Regions from separate parts of the Homo sapiens genome. Here regions 2, 3 and 4 are each linked to region 1. Evidence: chromatin contacts called from ENCODE Hi-C or POLR2A ChIA-PET data. All regions are on one chromosome and are shown on one strand. The core of a region is the stretch at or near the end of the contact, and the rest is flanking DNA. Distances in the headings are between cores, read along the strand shown. Region 1 overlaps KCTD16 (potassium channel tetramerization domain containing 16). Region 2 has its middle 300 kb from the start of PRELID2. Region 3 overlaps ARHGAP26 (Rho GTPase activating protein 26). Region 4 overlaps ARHGAP26 (Rho GTPase activating protein 26).

Region 1 (4,169 bases), core at 1,147-3,646:
CCTTTCTCTTCTGCCTTAAGTAAGCATTTCTTAGAAATCAAAAATTCATGTCAAGATCATCAAAGCCGACTTGAGACGTCATCAGGATTAACAATCTAGAGTAACAGAAGGGGGCAGTGTTATCACAGTCTCTTGCATCAACCTGAAACCTTGAAGAAGAGAAACTGAAAGTCACCCTGAGTAACACTGTTCACTTACCCAGCATCCTCAACTGAGTCCCAATTTCAATTACTAATTTCTTTCCACTTGTGAAGTCTTAAGCTCCCAAAGTCAGCAATGAGATGCCCCCTTTGGTCCACCAACTTGACATACCCTGCCAAGCCCTATAAGAAACTGATCCCTTCTCACTGTAGCCTCAAGAAATGCAAGCCTGTCTCTACATTTACCTTCATTATTAATTATTCTGCCTTTTACAGCATGAATGGTGAAAGAAATTCACTTGTATTGACCATATAAGAAAAATACTTTATATTTAACATGTTATCAGAAAAGGCCTAAAGTTTATTTGTACTGCTGAAAAAAAAAAAAATGGAAATACGCAGCTCCATGCAGAAGCACTGCCGCAAACACTCACTGTTAGCCTGAGATGCATAGAAAAACAGGGAACTGTCTCGGCTGTTGAGATAATTTAGCAGACAAGTCTAGAGAGAGATAAGTGGAGGCAAAAGCTGGTAAACACCCCCAAAGAGGAGGTGAGATTTCTTAAAGAAATCTGAGGAAGGATAACTCAGCCAGCTGTCTTCAGGGCTTAGGGAGGGAGGATGAGAGGAATGAGAGGAAATATCATGACTAGACAGAGTTGCTATTGCACTTTGAAGGACAGGTGGAACCTAGAAAACAGAAGCTAAAGGTTCTATGTAGAAGGGAAAAGTGGTTGAAAAAATATGTGTGTAAGTGTGTCAGGGGGTATATGGAGGGGAGCAGCAGTTGGGAAAAGAACAGTCAATTATCCAGTTTGGCTGGAGCAAAAGGCACCAGTGAAAGAACAGTGGAGGAGTTTGAACTTAATTCTGTAAACACTAAGTAGTCATTGTGAGTTTTTGAGCAGAAATGACAGAAACAAGTTTCTCAACGACCACCACTTCTACAGAGTAACTCAGAACTCATCTACCCTCTCCCCAGCATCCCTTTGCTCACTTATCAGGGAGGACTTCCACCAATGATTCCCATTCAATGTCCCCACTGACAGGTGTGGCTTTGACATTAAAGCAATAAGAATTTCCGTTTTTACAACAGTATTAAAAAATATTTTCCCTCTATCCCCCAGCCATGAAAGAAAGGGAAATAAAGATAAAAGCTGCTCTATTACCCATTTGGCAAAGTGAAGAATGGTGTACATTGAATGTCGCACATTAACGACAATCAGTGAGGCTCACCTTCAGCAGAGAATGAGAATGTTTTATGTGTGTTGTGGTGTGTGTGTGTCTGTGAGTGCCCATTCACTCATTCATTCAGTAAATGTTTGTTTAGTATGTTCCACATGCTAGGCATTGCCATAGGCAATGGGGATTCCACAATGAACACAAAAGAGCTGAAGCTCCTGCCTTCATAGAGCTCACATTCTAGACAATAAATGAATAAGCATATAGAATGTCAGATGATAATAAATATAGTGGAGAAAAATAAAATAGAATATTAATTACTATGTTACTGGGGAGGGGTATTAATAGCAAAGGGACAGAGGGGACAAGGAAAGAGGTAGGGGAAAAGTGTGTTCTTTAGTAGTTTAAGCTAAAAAAGGCTTTTTCCAGTCAGGTGAACTATAGTAAAGAAAGGAATTTTCATTCAACAATCAATCGTAATATTAATAGATATAATAATAGATACCAATTACTGAATCACTACTACATGACTGTCACTATGCTGAGCATTATTTCATTTATTCTTCACAATAAGCTTTGTTAGTGTGACACTTATAGGCACAAAGGAAAGTGAGGCATCGTAAGAAAGAGAGAGAACGGAAGGAGAGAGAAGCCAAGGTTCAGATAAGTCAAGTAGCTAGCCCAAGTGATCTTACGCAAATGTACAGAACGTGGATTTGAGTGCAGACACTCTGACTCCAAAGCCTGCACTCTTAACCCAGACACTGGGTTGAGGTACAGAGATAAATAAGTCATGGACTCTGCCTTGGAATTGCTCATAGTCTAGTAAGAGAGACAGACTCGTAAACAAATAAATCCAGTGCAGTGATAGGAGCTATAATAGAGGTATAATAGCGTTAAGGAGACACAGAGGAAAGAGTGACTAAGTGCCTGGCTGCGGGTGGGGTGAAGGGTTATCAAAATGCAGACATATTCATTTGTGCTTATGTAATTCATTGCTCTCGCTGGGTCTGGTTACTCACAACGAATCTGCAGTTCCCTCCAAAACCTTTTCCGGTGGATTTCCCCAGTCTGTCTTCACAGGTTGTGGGTTGTCAGCCTCATCCTGAATGCAATAAGTAGTTCTGACACAGAGGCCACATAAACTCTTTAAAGCCACTGTGGAGAAGGAAGGGAAATAACAATATAGCAGTCTACCTTAACTACCTTCATAAAAGGCTAAGGAATATGGCAACCATGTGAATTAAAATGAGATGACCAATATAAGGGAAAAGAGGAAAAATGCTGGCAAACCACCTGAAAAAACTAAAGGGCATGTGTATTGTGATACAAGGTGGCTGACAACAGTTACTCAGAAAGGAAAATTATATTCCGTGAAGGTCCTTATTACCTAGCACGATTTGCTTTAAGCCTCCATTCTTAACCTAGGTCTGCAAACGGGATTCACAAAATTCATGAATTCCCTGAAATTGTATGCAAAACTCTATGTACCTGCTCTACATTTTCTTTTTCTTTTTTCTTTTTTTTTTTTTTTGAGATGGAGTCTCACTCTGTCACCCCGGCTGAAGTGCAGTGGCGCAATCTAGGCTCACTGCAAGCTCCGCCTCCCAGGTTCACGCCATTCTCCTGCCTCAGCCTCCCGAGCAGCTGGGACTACAGGCGCCCGCCACCACACCCGGCTAATTTTGTTACTGTATTTTTAGTAGAGTCGGGGTTTCACCATGTTAGCCAGGATGGTCTCAATCTCCTGACCTCGTGATCCGCCCGCCTCGGCCTCCCAAAGTCCTGGGATTACAGGCGTGACCTGCTCTGCATTTTCTAGAGATCCCAAGAGTTCATCCAAATTTCAAAACAGTACATGTTCTCCAAGTAGGTTAAGAGCTGTGCGTTAAATACTTTCAGAACTGCTACTCCAGTAGATTTAAGTATAAAGAGCCTGGCATATCTTAGAGGGTCCAAAATGTCTAAGTGCATCCTTTGATATCATTGTTATTTATTGCCTTTATCAATGTGTTTGCAAATTACTGGTGCTACTTAGACACCCTACACATGAATATAAGGCCTTACCATGACAACAGGGCTTGCTTTTGATTATGTTGTGTATAGTTGATCTTTTATCTCTCTTTTGGAACTTCTTTGTAGAAAGATTCACTTTTCAAAGAAGCTGTTCACTCAGTATTGATTCTCAACTTTTTGTGGCAGGGGAGGGGAGGTGAGTATTTGATTAGGAATATTACAATGCCCCATTTGGTGTTTTCAAGCTGACCTCTCACCTGACTCTTTTCCACTCCAAACCCCTATTTCATAACTCAAGTTATTTATCTGTTGATACATTTCTCTTCATGTATATTTGGATCACCTTAGGCACAACAGCTTAAATTTTATTTTGGTTAGATGCCTCTTTATTACATTTGATTTATAGTCATTGAAAAAGTTTTGAGGATAGTGGAGAATCTTCCACCTTTTTACTGATGCTGCTCAATGACAAATTTGCCAGAGGTTGAAATGTCCTACCTACTAACCATCAGCCTAGCCACTTTTGGTTAAGCACCCTTTGTGGGTTAAAGAAAAGAGTTAGGATGAGAAAGCTTACCACCAGATGTATCATTCTAAACTCCATCAGGAAATGCATTCTTAAAACTAACTTTGACTATTTTCTCATGTACTTTCTCTTGACAGACATAAGAAAACAGATCTAGGATGAGAATGCGGCCTTAATGATTCCCTACTGCTAAATAACAGTAAATCTGGAAGAGGTACAAAGCTAATATCTATTAGCTTTTTGTAAGTACCAAAGGACAATACACATAGAAGGATCACATTAACAGAAAAATCCAGATGAAATGT
Region 2 (4,169 bases), core at 1,221-3,720, 1.3 Mb before region 1:
CAACTTCTATCACTGATACTTCTGTGGCTGATAAGTTTACCAGCTGACAGCCTCTACAAGGCAATCTGAAAGATTTTTGTGCATCTAAGACATGTAAATGAAAAGAGAAACATCCAATCAGTTGGTCACCTGAATTCTTGCTTTGACTAGCAATAGGCTGCTCAGATACTGTCCAATATACAAATATTTGGAATCCTAACTACAGAATTTCAGGAGGCATGACTGACTGAATCTGTCACTATGTTATTGATAATATGTAACTTGAACAAACATATCAAAAAGAGGGAATACAGTATTTAAGAGGGAAATATATATGCTGGCTCTGCTTCCTGCAACTGGGAAAACTTAGATAAGTCACTAATCCCTGTAAGCTCCAGTCACACATGGGACTAACAATTGTGTGTTACTCTTAGAGCTATGGTGAGGAATAAATGAGATAATGCACACAAAACATTGAGCAAAGCATGTAATACCCAGTAAAGTGTCTATTTTTGGTCTGCTCAAAGAGAGTTATTCCACCTTGATTTTTAGTATTCAGAATACTAGAGAAAACAGCAACAATAACTTTGATATTTTCTTTCATGCTATCCCAATTATTATGTGGGGTTCTTTCATTTGAGTTCAAGATATTGAACCTAAATGTACGGTATAAAGTCTCCTTCTGTCTATACTGTTTTGGTGCTAGCATCGGGACTGAGAAATAGAACTCCCCATCAGCCCCAGATCTCCCCAAGTCATTAGGAACAGAGGAAAATAGGAGTGATGCCTTTTACATTGTCCCATTCCCACATTTTATACATGTCACTGGTGTATTGGCACTTAAGTTGGGGTGTTGTTGGAAATAGTGGTGATAAGGATAATAGTAATAACATATATTTAGTGTGAACCATGTGGTCAAGACCCATTCTAAGAGCCATTCTAACAGTACAGCTGTTATGAAAACCAGCATGGAGGTCTCTCAAACAATTAAATATAGAATTACCATATGACCTAGAAATCCCATTTCTGGGTGTTTATTCAGAAGAAATGAAATCAGTATGTTGAAGAGACATCTGCAATTCTATGTTTAATGCACCATTATTCAAAGTAGCCAAGATATGTAATCAACCCAAGTGTGCATCGACAGGTGAATGGATAAAGAAAATGTCATATATACACAATGGAATACTCTTCAGTCTATAAACAGAAGAAAATCCTGTCATTTGCAACAATATGGATTAACCCAGAGGAAATTATGCTTAGTGAAATGAGCCAGGCACAGAAAGACAAATACTACACGATCTCACTTGTATGTGGAATCTAAAAAAATTCAAACTTGTAGAAGCAGAGAGTAGAATAGTGGTTACCAGGGGCTGGGGGCAGGATGGGGAATGGGAAGAGATTGGTTAAATGGTAGAAAGTTTCAGTTAGACAGGAGGAATACATTCTGCAGATCTATTGTACAACAAGGTCACTATAGTTAAGTTTTTGTATACTTGACAGTCACTAAGAGCAGATTGTAAATGTTCTCATCACAGAAAATGATAAGGATGTGAGGTAATTGATTTGTTAATGAGCTTGATATAGTCATTCTACAACGTATATGTTTACTAAAGGATCACATTGTACACTCTAAATATGTACAATTTTTGTGTCAATTGTACCCAATAAAACTGGGGAGAAAAAAAGAAAAAAGAGTCTTACATCGATGATCTTATTTAATACTTTTCCAAGCCCTATGAGTAAGTATTGTTATTCATATCTCTATTTGGTGATGAAGAAGAGTTAATCACACACCTAATGAATGGTCTGGGTGGGATTAGAATACTTGTCCTTCTCACTTCAAAACTCATGCTTTTAACCACCGCATTAGAGACGTAAGGCAAGACAGAGAAGGAAAATGATGATGACGATGATAATGATAATCATGCCAACGGACATTTATTGAGCTGTTACTACAAGCCAGACATTATACTGCTTTGCATATATTTTGTCATCTAATTTCTACAACACTCCTGTGTGATAGTTTCTATTAGTATCACCATTTTACTTAGGAGCAAACCAACTTAAAGACACGAAATAACTTTCTCAAGTCTACATGGCTAGCAAGTGACAGAGCTAGGATTTGAATCAAGGTTCTTTGTGGATTAGCTATTTTTCTTAATAGTATAAATGATTTAATGGTAGAAACAGGACAGTAGATATTGGTTAGCAGGTTGGGGCAGGTATTTACACTTATTCTATGCCTAGATAAAATGTTTGTGGATCTAGGTCCTGATGATCCTTCTCTGCATGAGAGCAAGGAATCTGTACATTCAAACCCAGCAGAGAGGCCTTGCAGAGCCTGGGGAAATGGCCTTGCCGATGCACAGTCTGCAGAGGCTGCACATTTTAACGAGCAATGGGCCTTCCAGATTCCTTGTCTTTCCTGTTCTCCTGGCCTAAGCTGAGCGAGGAGTCCTGTGAGGTGAATCATACTTTCAGTGAAGGGTGAGACGATGGCCACTTGCCAAACAGTTTTCCAGCCTTTTCTTCAATTATCAAGGTTAGAGTTCTTAACTTTCACCCTTTGGAGGAAGTGCCTCAGCCACATGTGTCCAGCAAAACACAGCTTTTGACACTAGCCAGAAGTAAACAACAATTACCTCTCACTTGTCAAAACAGTCTCTTTTAGGGGAGAGAAAGTAATGAAATGGACAAGATTTTTTAGTCTGTGTCAGAACAGTCAAGGCCAGAGACACAGCATAACAACTCAAGGGGGGAATCAAGAGGTGTCCTTCCCCCACTTCCTCAATATACACAAGATCAGACAATGCACACGGGCTGCATGTATTGTATTATTGCCATGGAGGCATGCAACAAATGACTAGCATCCATATAGTGAGATAGATCAAAGAGCCCTCTCAGGGGTTGAATATATATATATATAGACTTTCAAACAACAGCAGAATTAAAGCCCAAGGCTTCACTTTTCTTTCAAAGAATTTACTTCCAATTAAAAAACAAAACCAAAATGAAAGAACTTTTGAACTATACCAGGACCTGGAGAGGACTTTGAAAAAGCTAAGACTTTCTACATATTTGCTCTCTCCTCTTCCCATTTTTTCTCCACTCAAGATGGAGTATTAGCGGCCTACTTACATGGCATGGTTCTAGTTCAGGATGTCTGTGCTTCTCCTTGGGCAATTATGACTATTACAGCTGCTCTCCTGCCCCCACCCACGACTAGCTTCCACTCAATTTTTACCTCCAGAAGGCTTTTTCTAAGTTAGTGATTGTGTTGTTGTTCACTAGCTCTCAATGCTTCAGTGACCTCTACTTCAGACAAGAAAAAGTCCTGATTTCTTAGCCTACTGTTTGGTACCATTGCCAACCGGTTCCTGCGTTCGTTACCAGAGTCTTGGCCTGTCTCTCCCTCCTTATTCTTTCTTCTCCATCTCAGCCACAAGAGTCTGGTTGCTGCTCTCCTTACTCATCATCGTCCTTCCTGTCTCTCTCTACTTGACCAATTTCCTTTGGACTAACTCCTCTTGACTTATTTTCTATTTGGTAAACTCCTACTCATTCTTCAAGGCCCAGGTTAAACAATGCCCCTGTGGAACTCCTCCTCTGATTCTCCAAGGTGTTATACTTTTCTCATGAGTTTGTAATGAATTATTTAAATGTGATCCCAATGTGACTGGGAGCATCATAAGGTCAAAAGTTGTATTTTTCTCACCGTGAGCAATCACTATCAACTGGCAATGAATGAAACAATTTTATGTTAATACTTGTTGAGTAAATTGAATGGCGTTCTCTATCTACTGTAAATGTATTCTGGAGAGGGCATTGGACTAGGAGTCAGTAGTCTTGAATTTTGAGTTACTCACTTGCTGTATGATCTGCGGCAAGCCCCGGCTTTCTCACCTGAAAAACAGGGATAATAGTACCCTCTTCTGAAAATCAGAGGAAAAATAGATGTGAAGTTATCTGAGACATAAAGCAATATTCTAGTGCAAATGATCTGCTTTCAGTAAAGCAGATCATTGTATAAAGCACTTGCTCTGGTCACAATATGAGCAGGAAGAAGATTGAAATAAATGGTCATCTCAGGCATTTTGATTATTACATAAAACGTGCTAATAGTTTAATCAAGACAGCACTAAGTAGGTAGGGATCAGACATTTCTCAGATATACTAACATAGACTTC
Region 3 (4,169 bases), core at 518-3,017, 1.1 Mb after region 1:
TTTGATGTCCATGATGGCTGCTACTGTTTCTTCCTGAGGCCTCAGCAGAGTGGGTCCAAACACCACACCAAGGTTTGCCACCGTCATCAAATTCTGCTTGTGGTTGTTAGCAACACTGGGAGGAAGGAAAAGAAAAGGTACCAATGAGACAAATCGTGTACACAGAGATACCAACCACCCTGTATCCTTCCTATCTTCCTATTTATAGACTCCTCATCTGTAGGAGCCAGAACTTGGGTCATCGTCAGATGCCACAGGAGTCAGAAAATCTACCACATTTCAGAAATCTTCAGCATCCAGGCTATTTTGCTATTTCAGGATATGACACGCTTTATCATTTCCATTTTGCCTAGAACAACCAACCAACCAAAGCAACTATCTGCCAAATTACTAACCTTTGAACATCTGAATCCCTGTTTTGCAAGTCCAGGTAACTGCTAATCCCTCTTAATTACAATTTATGTACTTGGCAGCTGCTTAAACTGCAATCGTTAGCATTTTTCTCCATGGCAAATGTAAAACCTCTTGATGGCTTTAATACATTTGCAAACATAAGCATTAAATAGACATAATTTTTTAAATGGGCAGATCTGGATATTTAAAACCAAGTAAGGAAATTCAGCACTTTAGATGTAAAGTATTAAAGGCCGATCAGATTAAACATATGGCTCACATTAAGTGAAACAGGGCATAAACAGAAATAAAAATGCACTAGTGTATATTCATCTATATGGCTGTGTTTATATTGTCACTTACACTCAAAGTCTAACAAACACACAGGGTCAACAGTCGCTGACCCTGTGAGTAATTTGCTAAAGACGTAGGCATATTTTTGAATAAACAACTACTCAAAAGATGTATCTGAACTCCATACCCAGGCCACCAGGACCTAGCTATAAAACTCGATTGTTCACTTGCTGGCCCCATGTATAAAAACATATAAATCATCTACTTGGCAACAAATAAGTTAAAAGTTAATGCCATTCAGTTTTGTTGAGACAATATCAAGAGCTTCCCTAAATCACCTGTTACAAGAAGGAAGCTATTCATTACTAACTTGAAACTAGAGACAAATTGGGTAGAGATAGGCAGTTTGCACAGACCTACCTCCCTAGCATTTAGTGCTATTTATATGGAGTATTTTTTCACACAATTCTATAAATGCCTGCAGTGTTTCTCACTGTTTCTCTGGTCCACTTTTTTTTTTTTTAAGGAAGAAAAGAGATTATACTGCCTTAAGCGCTGGTTTTTAAACTGAGCCTTTATTGAAATACCATATCAACCAATTTTATTAGCAGATGTGTACTTTTCTATAATTTTTTTAGGGCTGAGTTTAACTTCCTCCTCTAAAGGTGGGCAGAGCATGGTTAGGTTTATGAAACTTTAACTGTGGCACAGCCCAGTTAGAAAGAGGATTTGCTTTTTGATTGCTAAGCAACACCTGCAGCAGGGAGAGTGGCCTGTTTCTGGTCCACATAAAGAATATTTTACAAACATTTTCTTAGTTCTTGCTGAGTCTCCTGGTTTTACTTATGTTTTCCATTCTACCCAGAATTACATCACATTTCCAGTTTGACAAAGTTAATGCAGATGGTCAAATTCTGACCTGGCAAGGGGGAGAGACTTCGGTTCTGTGCCTCAGTCAATCAGCAAGTATGCATATTTACAAGCTGCTTTTAACATCACTACTTTCAACATCAGCTCCTCTGTGTGGCAAGGAAATTCTATGTCCTTATACTTCCCCTCCCAAAAGAGCTAAGTCATTAAACTTAGCCTCTTGTCACAAAAGTCCCGTGTGCAAGTGAATCAACAAGCTATTTTTTTATGAAAGTACCTTCAAATTGTAGACCAATATAAAAATACACGGTTTGGATGATGATCATTTTTCCCCGTCAGGCTTCTCCACACTACATCTGACTAAAGTAACAGCCTCCTAACTAGGGTTCCTGACCCAAGAACCTCTAATTTCAGCTTTATCCTCCCTGCTATCAGCAGTTCCACCTAAAACTCAGCTCTCACACCTCCCCTGGGGAGAACACAATGGCATGGCACATGTGAATGTTTAGCAGTGCTTTTATTGTTTAATTGTTCTGATAATGACGACTGTAAACCTGTAGTGGGCCCCACTGTTTTTCTTTCTTCTTTCTTTTTTTTTTTTTATTATTATACTTTTAAGTTTTAGGGTACATGTGCACAATGTGCAGGTTTGTTACATATGTATACATGTGCCATGCTGGTGTGCTGCACCCATTAACTCGTCATTTAGCATTAGGTGTATCTCCTAATGCTATCCCTCCCCCCTCTCCCCACCCCACAACAGTCCCCGGTGTGTGATCAAGGCCTTTCTCTGTCATCCAGGCTGGAGTGCAGTGGCATGATCATAGATCACTGCACCCTCACACTCCTGGGCTCAAGAGAGCTTTCTGCCTCAGCCTCCTGAGTAGCTAGGACTACAGGCATGCGCCACCACACCTGGCTAGTTTTTAAATTTTTCCGTAGAGACAGAGTCTTGCTATGTTGCCTAGGCTGGTCTTGAACTCCTGGTCTCAAGTGATTCTCCCAGCTTGGCCTCCCAAAGTGCTGGAATTATAGGCGTGAGCCACTGTGCCTGGCCTGCCCGACTATTTTTAACACAAAGACTGAACTCTTATAAAACAGCATACCTTTCCTCAAATCACCACTAGGCCTGCCTGTGCCACCTCCCAGCTCTGGGTGTCTGGGCAGAGTGACTCAATCTTTCTAAGCTTTGGGTTCCTCATCTTCAAAAAAAAGAAGAAGTTGGGTGAATAACATACCTACTTCATGTGAATGTTGTACAGATTAAATGTGAGAATGCATGGGATATGTGGTAATTATCATACTAATTCACTTTTCACTCTCATTCCACTTCCACACCTCTCTGCCTTTGTCCATATCATTCCTCTGCCTGAAATGTTCTTCTGCTGCTTTCTTTGCTTGGCAAACTGTTAATATGCAAGGCTCAGCTCAAATGGCCCATTCCTTTCTGTACTTTCCTTTCACCTTTCTCCAATCCTCTATACCCAGTGAAGGCAGAAGTGTTGGCCTGCTCCTGCATTTATTACACAGTGTTGTCATCCCTACCAAGGCCTGAGAAGAGGAAGTATGGTATTTTATTTGGTAGCACCAGTGCTAAGCACACTGCTTGGCACAGGAGGTGCACAATGAGCTTTCACTAAGGCAATAAAAGATGAGGAGAGTTTCTGAGTAGGCCTAAAACAATTATTCCCAACCCAGCTACTTACTCATTAAACTTCAAATGATTTTTGGGGAATGTATCTCAACTATCCCAACCTCCCTTATCAAAGTCTTCAGCTATGTTCCATTTCTTAGACTTAATTAATGAGTAATAATTACTCTGATTTGCAGGCCCCAGTGCCCAAAGGCATTTGGAAAAAAGGTATATTAATTCTGGATTAGCAACTCTGAATATAAATAAGCTTGAGGTTACCCAGCATAATTCATTTCCCTTTTAATGATCCATGTTATTTTAGAACTTAAAAGACACATTGATCTAAGTCTTAGGAAACTTTTTTTTGGGTGGGAAGAGTTACACCTTTCATTATTAATGACCATTATCTTTCGGCACACTGAAGTAATAAATTGATCCATCACTTGATTATTACTGCTCACAACTTGGTACAGCTATGTTCATTACTCCAGAATGAATTATTAATGGCTTGAGATCTCTATGTATCCCGGACAGAAAGGCCTAGACGTCAGCCTCTGCAGGCACCAGCCATCCATTATAGCTCGATGAATTTACAGATGCATGGGAAACAGGCTGGCAGAGCACTGCGGAGCCGGTCCAGCAGAGGCCACGGGACTCGTTCATTAGCAAGGTCTATAAAACACAGAGAACCTGCTCTTTTGTCAAATTGAGCTGTCTGAGTTCCTCCTCACATGGCTCAGAATGTCATGTTGAGTCTTGACTTAAAATCTACACAGAGAAGCTTCTTGTACACTTCATGTTGCAGTGAAGGAGTCTTTGACACATGCTTTTCAGATCCCTACATCCACGTGGACTACTCTGCTGTGGCGTCTTTTGAAAGAACTGCCAATTCTACAGGCTTCCTTTGGCTGCTGCAGAGAAACAGTTTTGCATGTGATATTCACTTGGGAGAGATCCAGTTTCTTCTGTGATCATCAGA
Region 4 (4,169 bases), core at 1,206-3,705, 1.0 Mb after region 1:
TACTTCTCTCCCTGCCCTCATCTCTGCAGAGAAGCTAAATCCTGGCTCTTTAAATAGGATGGCTCCTTTAGGAAGACAGGCCTAGAGGACATTCAGTGAGAAACTTCCCACCGGGGATGCAAGGTCAAGTGGGAAAGCAAGGGAGGGGTAGTGCAGGCAGAGTGTGGCTGGGAAGCTTCACTCCTCTGCTCGCCAGCCTTGTGACAACTCTGCCTCACTCCCCTCTTTTGAAAACGAGGGTAAAAGTTACCCTAAAGGGTGTTTGTGTGGACTGCAGGAGTTAACATACATCAAGAGGTGGGCACCGTGTCTGGTAAACAGAAAGTGCTCTCTTGACAGAATGGCAAGGATTGATACTTGCTGAACCGGATAAAGTAGTGGAGTTAAGGAAGGAAATAAATAGCCTTAGGGTGTGTGCAGCCATTTTTTGCTTTTGGAAAAATTTGCTTTTGGAAAAGCAAAAATAAACAAGGAGGACTCCAGGGCTCTGCTTAATTCAAATATTCAGAGCCAGCTTACTTTCTTTCTACTTCGTTTTTGGTAAAAGAAAAAAAGGAGGGATGCCCCATAACATATATTTTTAATGCAGAAATTTTTTCTTAATACAGAAAGAAACTTTGTTGTTTCTAGCTATAAAAAGACTTCATACTTATTGTTAAAAAACAACAGGCAAAAGACAAAACCAAACCAATCTTATCAGTACTCCTACTCCAGGTACCACAGTTAACACATTAGTGACTATTTTAGAACCTTTCTTTGTGTATATATGTATCCATACATATTTCATCTTGTGCATTAAAATGACACCATAATTTACATACTTTTTCACTCTGTTTTCTTCAACAAAGTAGTTTTGTTATGTAATATCCCCATATTAATAAACAGTTATCAGCAATATAATTTTCAGTAGTTGCATTGTAGTTCATGGCTGTGTGAAAACTACCCAACCATCAGTATTGTTGGACATTTAAATTATTTCTCTTACTATAGTAAATAATACAGGGGTAAAAATCCACTCACTGTTGCATAGACCTCTCATTAATTCCTTCTGATAAATACTAGGGGTGCAGTGGCTGAGTCAAAATATAAGCCCATCATAAGGCTTACAACACGTATTGCCAGAAAGGTCGCACTCCTTTATAATCCCACCCCCAGTGGGGCAATTTGGCCTCACACACGTTCCTTCCCTCCTCTCCCCTTTTTCAGTCTCTTGAGTATATGGATTTTGTTGCCTCTGTCCAATGAACTCATCAAGACTTGCTAAGGCAAAAATGGGGCAGATCCAGTCTAGGTTCAAACCATCCCTCCAAAAGAAATGAAAGCTCTAAGAGGGGACTTCTCTGAACCACTGCAGTGTTTCAGAACAAGGGGGCCGATGAGAGACAGGAGGGTAGATTTGTTCTCCCTTAGCCTCTTCTCCTGAATTAAGAATTACTGGCTTCCCCCAGTCCATCAGTCAGCAAGCTGAGTCTGAACACTGAATTATAGCAAGGGAATGAATGAGCTTTTATATAGTAGATACACACATGCTGCACACACACAGGCACACAGACCCCCACCCACGGCACCTCCAGCTGTGATGCTGGAGACACTCTGGCAGGTAAAATGTCCCTCCATAACCCTCAGGGAATCACCAGGGAATGCTCCTTATACATGTTTTTACGGGAGAGACAAAAGGATAAGCAATAATACATTAATTCAGGTTAGGGGGAGGCCTGAATATTTGTAATGAGTATTTCAGCTAGTCCAAAAGAGGCATTCTCTACCCCCTAATGGGCAGGAAGGGACAGCTGGCATTTCAGACTTGGCAGATCCCTCCTGAAAGATCAATGTTGTCTCTGTATTGGATAGCCTGATCTGGTCCAAGGTTTATTTGTTGAAATAGATAATGTAATATTCAGACTGTCAGCATTTGCACACATACACTGCTTTCCCTTAACCCCTTTCCCCCATGAAACTTTCAGAATCTAAATACTTTACCCCTTTATTCAAGGGTCAGAGTTTCTGAACAGGGGCAAAGGGAACTTCAAACCATTTGGTTACCATGAGGAGAGGAAAGAAGGCAGGAGCATCAATCTTTAAAAACTACAGGTTATCCAAACTTCTACTGAAACTTAAGAAAATGGAGTCCTTCCCCAAGTCCCTTCTACTATATTCTCCACCAGCATCTCTGCCTGCTTAGGAGCACGACAGAGACAGGCGCAGAGACACTGCTGAGGAGCCACAGGACTCACACTGGTAGTCAGAGACCTACATCAGACACTAAGGAGTTGGTGGAGGAAGCCATTCCCCTGGTACGCCTTCGCCCATAACCAGAGGTAGGGGTGGCGTCCGAGGAGGCCCCGGGGGAATTTCCACTGGTGAATGCAGCTGCTGCTTTCTTGGCAACTCACAGTACGTGTGGGCAGGGAAGAGCTCAAGAAATGAGTTGCCTGCAAGCTGCTCCCCGGCACAGGATGGACTGTGGGTGAGTTTTGCAACTGTTCAGGATAAGGCCAACTCCCGGTGGGTTAGCACCAAAGCTGTGAGCTTTGTGTTCTTCCAGAATAGTAGCTGAGATGAGCTAATAGTACTAAGAGTTAACATTTACTGAAGGCTTATTACCAGGCAGGTCACGGAGCACACGGCTCTCATTATCTCCTCAATCCCCACGATAAGATCAGCAGGCAGGTCCTACCATTAGCCCCATTTCACAGGTGAGGAGACCATGTATATGAATTTGGCATTCTGAGGAATCACAGAAAACCTTCCAGGACATTTTAATCTGGCCCTATGCCAACCCACCTCTTGCCCCTCAGCTCTGTAAATATTTGGCAAAGCACTGTGTTTATACATCTTTTGTGAGATTATACTGCCACCAAGAACAGCCGAAATTCCCCTACAGGCCTTATCTAGGAAAGGAAATGAGGTTTTTTTTTCTTTTTTTTTTTTTTTTTTGCCACTTTTCATTTGCATGAGGCATAAGGAGAATAACCCTAAAACCAAAGCAGCTAACCCATTGTCAACGTGTTGCATTCAGACAGTCAACAAAGCCAGACAACCACGGGGCCTGCTGGGGCACTTCCCAACTGGTAGCACCAACTTTCCAAAGGATCTATGTCACACAGGATTAGGAGGACTACAATAAAACCAATGACTGTACCCTAAAAATTAATTTTCTTGACAGGATTTATGGAGATGACTATTTACATGGGGCTTGATTTTGAGAATTGGGTGGATAACGACAGAGTGACTGTTTACTTAAGAGAACTGGCATGGCCAGGCCACCACACACATAGAGCAAGGGATTTGTCTTTATAGCCAGGAAATTTCAGGGCTATGAGTATATAAAAATCAATTGTTATGTGAATTATCTCCTAGGCCAATTAGCTAGAGTAGACAATAAATGATCTTGTGCATCTTCCATGTTAATGACAGGGTTTGGGTAAAGGAGTTCATAGCTTATCAACAAACCAAGTTTTATTGTTTTTTTAAACTAAAACGGATTCACTTAACAAATATTTAGGAAGCATCAGAGCCAGGTCTTGTCCTAAGTGCTGAGAATCCTGTGATACACAAGACAGGACAGGCCTTACTCTCATGGAGCTTAGTGTCATGAGGAGAGACAAACGAGTGAAATACCGGGCAAGAACATTTCAGAGGGAAACCTATGGAGTTTCCCAGTTCATCATCTGCAAGCCACTCTTCAGCAGATGATGAACTGTGGATGAGTTTTGCAACTGTTCAAGATAAGGCCAACTCCCAGTGGGTTAGCACCAAAGCCGAGTGCTTTGTGTTCCTCCAGAATAGTAGCTGAGATGAGTTAACAGTAGTAAGAGTAGTAAGAGTTGTCAACTCTTACTACTATTAGGGAAATAACACAGAGTGATGTGGTAGACAGTGATGGGTGTGGGGACAGAAGGGTCAGGGCAGGCTATAGCATGTAAGGATCAGGGAAGAACCTTCTGAGGCAGCAGGAGCAGGTGCTGCTAAGGCCTCACAGCGAGAATGGATGTGCTTTGTACGGGGACAAGAATAAGCACAGGAGCGTACAAGCCAGGGAGGCAGCCGTGTCAGGGGAAGTCGGAGAGGTTAGTTAAGTCAGGTAAACAATGGCTGACCATGTAGACCATGAGAAACAGTTTAGATTTTATTCTATGTGCAGCTCTAAGCCACTGGGGGGTTTTAAA

The links. A loop is a pair of places that touch in the nucleus more often than their neighbours do. ChIA-PET counts read pairs that join two places held with the same protein, here RNA polymerase II (POLR2A). Pooled maps may share reads with other maps.
Region 2: a loop to region 1 is called in a map of endothelial cell of umbilical vein, with 5 times the contacts of the local background. The contact joins two enhancer-like sites. A Hi-C loop is called at or near these places in 1 of 168 maps with a recorded cell type or tissue (endothelial cell of umbilical vein) and 1 of 50 pooled maps.
Region 3: a loop to region 1 is called in a map of endothelial cell of umbilical vein, with 2.8 times the contacts of the local background. The contact joins two enhancer-like sites. A Hi-C loop is called at or near these places in 1 of 168 maps with a recorded cell type or tissue (endothelial cell of umbilical vein) and 3 of 50 pooled maps. POLR2A ChIA-PET finds 5 or more read pairs at or near these places in 2 of 52 experiments (H1 and OCI-LY7).
Region 4: a loop to region 1 is called in a map of naive thymus-derived CD4-positive, alpha-beta T cell, with 4 times the contacts of the local background. The contact joins two enhancer-like sites. A Hi-C loop is called at or near these places in 1 of 168 maps with a recorded cell type or tissue (naive thymus-derived CD4-positive, alpha-beta T cell), 3 of 37 single-sample maps with no recorded cell type and 11 of 50 pooled maps.

The regions. Positions count from the first base shown.
Region 1 is chr5:144,188,183-144,192,351 of GRCh38, reverse strand. All of the region lies in intron 2 of KCTD16 (potassium channel tetramerization domain containing 16), which reads right to left. Among named protein-coding and RNA genes, the nearest start is that of KCTD16, 19 kb to the right of the region's middle. Within about 2 kb of position 2,396, at least 10 of the 41 ENCODE cell types and tissues checked have a DNase peak (open chromatin) inside an H3K27ac peak, as active enhancers do.
Region 2 is chr5:145,529,817-145,533,985 of GRCh38, reverse strand. It overlaps a transcript of PRELID2 not described here. Among named protein-coding and RNA genes, the nearest start is that of PRELID2, 300 kb to the left of the region's middle. Within about 2 kb of position 2,470, at least 4 of the 41 ENCODE cell types and tissues checked have a DNase peak (open chromatin) inside an H3K27ac peak, as active enhancers do.
Region 3 is chr5:143,116,934-143,121,102 of GRCh38, reverse strand. It overlaps ARHGAP26 (Rho GTPase activating protein 26), which reads right to left. Exons shown (of 23, transcript NM_001135608.3): 18 at 1-115. Among named protein-coding and RNA genes, the nearest start is that of ARHGAP26-IT1, 73 kb to the left of the region's middle. Within about 2 kb of position 1,767, at least 2 of the 41 ENCODE cell types and tissues checked have a DNase peak (open chromatin) inside an H3K27ac peak, as active enhancers do.
Region 4 is chr5:143,181,842-143,186,010 of GRCh38, reverse strand. All of the region lies in intron 20 of ARHGAP26 (Rho GTPase activating protein 26), which reads right to left. Among named protein-coding and RNA genes, the nearest start is that of ARHGAP26-IT1, 8.6 kb to the left of the region's middle. RefSeq lists enhancers at 2,149-2,198, 2,519-2,678. Within about 2 kb of position 2,455, at least 8 of the 41 ENCODE cell types and tissues checked have a DNase peak (open chromatin) inside an H3K27ac peak, as active enhancers do.